Regions from separate parts of the Homo sapiens genome. Here region 1 is linked to region 2. The links are chromatin loops, found by intact Hi-C in ENCODE. Cell type or tissue: OCI-LY7. All regions are shown on one strand. Each heading gives the region's core, and the rest is flanking DNA. Links, peaks and the distances in the headings are about the cores only. Region 1 overlaps LOC107985467 (a long non-coding RNA gene). Region 2 overlaps KAZN-AS1 (KAZN antisense RNA 1).

What was found. Hi-C counts contacts between places; a loop is a spot of excess contacts. Peaks named below come from ENCODE experiments on the same cell type or tissue, not always from the same donor. Only the 100,000 strongest peaks of a DNase experiment are listed, where the experiment ranks them.
Region 1: a loop joins it to region 2, with 2.6 times the contacts of the local background. A loop is called at or near these places in 2 of 110 quality-filtered maps.

What each region holds. Positions count from the first base shown.
Region 1 is chr1:14,249,746-14,252,663 of GRCh38, forward strand. LOC107985467 (a long non-coding RNA gene) reads left to right here. Exons shown (of 3, transcript XR_001737611.2): 3 at 1-2,918. It also overlaps a transcript of KAZN not described here. Among named protein-coding and RNA genes, the nearest start is that of KAZN-AS1, 170 kb to the right of the region's middle. In OCI-LY7, for the core only: CTCF peaks have their summits at 1,271 (motif pointing left) and 1,472; no DNase peak of the experiment used is centred there; H3K4me3 peaks cover 496 bases; H3K27ac peaks cover 1,111 bases.
Region 2 is chr1:14,362,699-14,365,616 of GRCh38, forward strand. All of the region lies in intron 3 of KAZN-AS1 (KAZN antisense RNA 1), which reads right to left. It also overlaps a transcript of KAZN not described here. Among named protein-coding and RNA genes, the nearest start is that of KAZN-AS1, 56 kb to the right of the region's middle. In OCI-LY7, for the core only: CTCF peaks have their summits at 1,599 and 1,800; a DNase peak (open chromatin) is centred at 1,533; H3K27ac peaks cover 2,202 bases.

The sequences.
Region 1 (2,918 bases), core at 119-2,618, 110 kb before region 2:
GATTGGCCAGGTGGGGCTGCATTTCTACCTGTTGAGCCAGAAACAGTGTCTATGAATCCTGAATGTTGAAAGAAATGAGGTTCTCAGTCTTGTATTATCAGAAACAGAAATGAATACTAAGTGAAAAAAAAAACAGATACCCCTTAGGCAGAAACTTCTTCTTCTGCCCACAGCTGTCCGTTTGGCATAACCTGATACTACTCGGGCTTCCTAGAACTATCCCTTTTACAGGTTTAATTAACCCCAAAGCAGCAAAAAAGCAGTTATGCCTTCAGTACAGGTTCATGAAAGATATTTTCTAGACTTACAGAGTTTGGAGATTCCTAATATTTAACCATCCCTTCCATTATTCTCTTTTGCTGTTAATAAATATTTCTGAATTTTACTGATTAGTTCCTTTATACACATGTTTATTCAGTAATAAAAATGGAAATAGCATGCCCAAATTACCTTCAAAATAAGCCAATTGTTAAAAAGCAGGAAGTATTTAGTTTCATGGATCTTATGCTAATCATTACGTTTTACTCAAATAATACAATATAAAGCCCCCAAGCTCTATAAATACACTCATTTTCCACATGTTCTTTTGCTTCAGAATCTTAATGTTGAATCTCACCATCAACTTCGGGATTCTAAGACACATATATATGAGATCCGGGATTTTTTTCTTGGGGTCAATCAATAAAATGGAGCAGAAAGAAACAGAATCAGCAAGACATTCAAAACTTGCTTTTTACATGATAGATAAAAGATGGAAAAGAAACAGAGATCTAAGGAAGGAAAAAGACAACTAACATCACAGAAACAATATTATGAGAGTTAAAAAAAAAGTTGATGGTGAGATTCAACATTAAGACTTTGAAGCAAAAGAACATGTGGAAAATGAATATATTTATAGAGCTTGGGGGCTTTAGTTGTATTATTTGAGTAAAACATAATGATTAGCACAAGATCCATGAAACTAAATATTTCCTGCTTTTTAACAATTGACTTAGTTTGAAGGTAATTTGGGCATGGTATTTCAACTTTTATTACTGAATAAACATGTCTATAAAGGAACTAATCAGTAAAATTCAGAAATATTTATTAATAGCAAAAAAGAAGAAACTAAGGGATGATTAAATATTAGAAATATTTATTAACAGCAAAAAAGAAAAAAAAAATCGATGGTTAAATGTTAGGAATCTCCAAACTATAAGTCTAGGAAATATTTTTCATGAACCTGTACTAGAGGAGGCATAACCAAAACAACAACAACAAAAAACATGTTTCCCCTTCCAGAATGCCCCCTAGTGAACCCAAAATTACCAGCAGGAAAGAAAGGGCCTAACCCTGGAACTGAAACTATGTAATCTATGCTTGTGTGATTCCTCAGCCTAATTCTGGGGTCTTCCTCATTCCAGGGTTCTCAGAATTCCATCCACGGAATGGGGAACATTGACATTGCCAATGACATTGAAGGATCATCTGTTTACCCACTGTGACCACCATCACTTCTCTTACATGAGGAAGAGGCTCTTGTTCTCTTTAAAGATGATAAGGTTGATTGAGATAGAAGTCACTCAGTCTTAGAAAGCTCTCAACCATTCCCCTCCCCGGCATAGCCTTGTCCTTGCACCATCTCCAGGAAGGCAATGTCTCTCCCTTTCTTGTTGGGTTATCTCTTCTTTGTTGTGTTGTTGGATCCACCATCATTTGGGAAGAGAAGAGGGATAGGGTCAAAAGTTGCTGTCATCTTGCTCAGACTCCTTATTAAGACATTCTGGGAGGGAGGAAAGAGAGACTTCTATGCCTTTCTGGAAGTTTCCTTCAGCTGCCATCTGGGATGTCTCAGAAGATCAAGTTGTCACTGGGGTAGGTCCAGAAAAATCCAGGCACAGTGAAAAGTTCTCCCGGACTTTTTTTTTTTTTTTTTTTTTTTTTGACACAGGGTCTCACTCTGTCACCAGGCTAAGTGCAGTGGCATGATCATGGCTCACTGCAGCCTTGACCTCTTGGGCTCAAGCAATCCTCCTGCCTCAGCTTCCTGAGTAGCTGGGACTACAGATGCATGCAACCAAGCCCAGCTAATTTTTGTATTTTTTGTAGAGACGGGGTCTCACTATGTTGCCCAGGCTGGTCTTGAACTCCTGAGCTCAAGTGATCCACCTGCCTCGATCTCCCAAAGTGCTGGGATTACAGGTGTGAGCCACTGTGCCCGACCCTCCTTGGATCTTGTGGGGAGCTTGTGAAGGTGAATTTCTAGATTCTCCAAATGTTAGAAAGAGGCCAGGAAAGGGGGACACTGCAGTCTTGGAAGAGGAGCCCAGATTCAACAGATGCTCAGCAGTGAGAGGAAATAAATTAGCCCTTTCTTCTTGTTTATGTCATGTCTTTCTCTCTGTGCCTCCACTGTAGAATGCTTTTATCTATAAATGTGTTTTTCAAGTTAGAAATTACAGAGATCCAGATGTTCCTAAGGAGTCTTCTCCATTTGGTTTCTGTTTTGGTCACAAAGATGGATGTTTTATATTCAGATCTGTTTCCTTGCTAGTCATAAGCTGATGGATAAACTTGGAGTTCACACTACCCAGAATGACTTGTCTATGACAGCATCTTATTATCATGGCTTTAATTAGGGACTGGCATTTGTGTGGTGGTGAATTTTCTCCAGATCTTATTCCTGGAGATACCTTAATGATACCACTGCCCCATGAATTGCACTGGCTTCCTGTCTGTTTCTCAATCTTGCCAGGGCCTTTCCTACCCCAGGACCTTTCCTCATGTTGTTCCCTCTGCCTGGAACATTCCTGTCCAGCAACTCAGGCAACTCATGCTCTTCCTTCAAATATCAGTTCAGGGGCTGCCTACTGGGGTTGCTCTGTTGGTATACATTCCCTACTCCATCCTATTCCATATAGCTCTTAGGAGGATTCAAA
Region 2 (2,918 bases), core at 100-2,599:
AGTATCCCTATTTCTTAGGTGAGGAAACCAAGCTTCTAAGAGGCTACATCATATTTGCCAAAGTTCCCACAGCAAGAAAATAGCAAATCTAGGATTCAAACTCAGACCTATTTGACTCCAAGGGGTATATTCTTTCTCATTCACTACCCTGCCAATATATATATTTGTCTCTATTTCATCCTTTGGAGTGATTTTACATATAGAGAAACTGAGGCAGGAAGGGGGCTCAGCCTCCATGAGGTCCCCCAATGGCATGATGGCAAAGGCAGCACAGAACTTTGGATCCTGTCTCCTAGCCCATGCTGTATCTCACCTCATTTCTCCTCCTATGAAGAAGCAGCTGCCTTAAATATAGACCTTCAAGAACTGGCTCTCTGGCTCTAGAAGGCTCCAGAGCTTCACTCCAGGGAGCCATGGTTGCATTTTTTAAACGAAATCCAATTCAGTGCCCATAAAAGTCCTCATCATCTTGCTAAGGTTGGCAGTTGGGGACTCTGAAATAGCTGAAATCTCTATAAACTACTCCTGGAAGGCATCCACTTTAGCCTGGTAGACAGAAAATCATCTGCAAAATGTCAAGATGATGTTTAAACATCTCCGTCTCCCACCTCACAGTCGGAAGGATGTTCTAAGGGCCTAGTAGGTGCAGCCAGCCCAGACGGAGTGTAGCTAGGCTCACACCCACCCACCCTCTGGCCGTGACTCATTTTCCCTCTAATCAAGGAAACACAACCCCAAACAATGGGCTGCTCAGACTTCATAGTTTCTCATTTGTTACATGGGAGGAACACAGAAGTAATGAACAGAATTTTGGTTTTCTGTTCCTGGATTTCTGAAACAGGTTTTCTCAGCACTGTCTTAGTGAAAAATAATACATCAAAAGTTACCTTCCATTCATGTTTCCAACTCTGTCCCTTTAGAGGGGTCAGGAAACTTTAACCTATGGGCCAAATCCAGCCAGCAGCTGGGTTTTTTATGATCTTAAAGCAAAAGATGGCTTTAACATTTTTAAAGGGTTGTAGAAAGAAAGAACAAGAGACAGTGACCATATGTGTCCTGCAAAGCCAAAAATACTTCCTGGTCCTTTACAGAAGAAGTTTGTTACCCCCTGCTCTAGATATTAGTAGTGTCCTACAAAAAAGGGTTTCTACGGTCAAATAATTTGGGGAACCACTGGATTAAACACCATAAACGGTTGTGTATTTTGCGTGTATGTGTGTATGTATTTTTTGGTAAATGCATGCCTTATCAGAGCCTTTACTCACAATATTTTTTTTTTTTTTTTTAATTTGGAAGAGAGAGATATAGCAGGTAATGTTTCTTACAATGTTTCTTACTTTTCTTTTGCCTCAGTACCGTTTTCATGTGGGATGTGGTTTAGGAACTGCGTTGTGTTAAGGCCCTTTTCATTAGAGATGTGTTGTTGACAGGATCATGGAGGTCATGCCCCCGGCACTAACTGGTTGCACATGTACCTTTTGGGTCCTTCTGCCGCTGATGCATCAGAGCTGGAAAGCATGCAGTTAAGAGTAAGGGCTCAGGAGCCAGAGTCACTGGGTTAAAACTCCCTCTACCTGCCACTTGTGGAACTAAGGGGAACACGATTTACTAATCTATGCCTCAGTTTCTTCCACTGCAAAATGGGGGTAATTATAGCCGCTGCCTCCTAGAGCCACTACAACGATCGAATGGGATAATGTTTGTGAAGCATGCAGCATGAGCACTGGCACACACAATACATTTCTGAACAAATGTTCACTACTGTTATTATTCATCTCTAAAATGGGAATAATGATGCTGGCCTAATAGAGTTATTTAGCATAACAGTATATAGGAAAGGGATCCATAAAGAGGAAACAGCAAATTTCCCTAGAAAAACATGACCACCATCATTCTAAGAAAAAAAATTTTATTTGCCTAAGGGATATATATTTATTTCCTGGGGCTGCTATAATAATGTACCACAAACTGGGTGACTTAAAACAACAGAAATTCATTCTCTCTGAGTTCTGGAGGCCAGAAGGTGAAAGACAAGTTGTCGTCAGGGACATGCTTCATCTGAAGCTTCTAGGGAAGAATTGTTCCTTGTCTCTTTCAGCTCCTGGTGTTCCTTGGCTTGTGGCCGCATCACGTCAATCTCTGCCTCTGTCTTGCATGGCATTCTCCCTGTGTGTGTCTTCACTTCATCCTTCCTCTGTTTTTTTGTTTTGTTTTGTTTGTTTGTTTTAGAGAGAGGTTCTGACTATGTTGGCCAGGATGGTCTTGAACTCCTGGCCTTAAGTGATCTTCCCACCTTGACGTCCCAAAGTGCTGGAATTGTAGGCATGAGCCACCATGCCCGGCCCCCTCTCTTTTTTTTTTTTGTGACGGAGTCTCACTCTGTTGCCCAGACTGGAGTGCAGTGGCACCATCTCGGCTCACTGCAAACTCCGCCTCCCGGGTTCAAGCCATTCTCCCGCCTCAGCCTCCCGAGTAGCTGGTACTACAAGTGCCCGCCACCATGCCTGGCTAATTTTGTTTTTGTATTTTTAGTAGAGACGGGTTTTCACCATGTTAGCCAGGATGGTCTCAATCTCCTGACCTCATGATCCGCCCGCCTCGGCCTCCTAAAGTGCTGGGATTACAGGTGTGAGCCACCGCGCCCCGGCGCCCACCCCCTCCCCCCGGGGTGGGGGGGGGGGGGGTCTTTCAAGGTCACCAGCTGTGTTGGATTAAGGGCCCACCCTACTCCAGCATGACCTCATCTTAATTAATTACATCTGCAATGATTCTATTTCCAAATAACGTCATACACTGAGACCCTGGGGGTTAAAACGTCAACATTATCTTTTTGGGTAATGCAATTCAACTCATAACTGCAAAGTTTTGCAACCTCGGCACTACTGAAATTTGTGGCAGGTAATTCCTTGTGGTGGGGA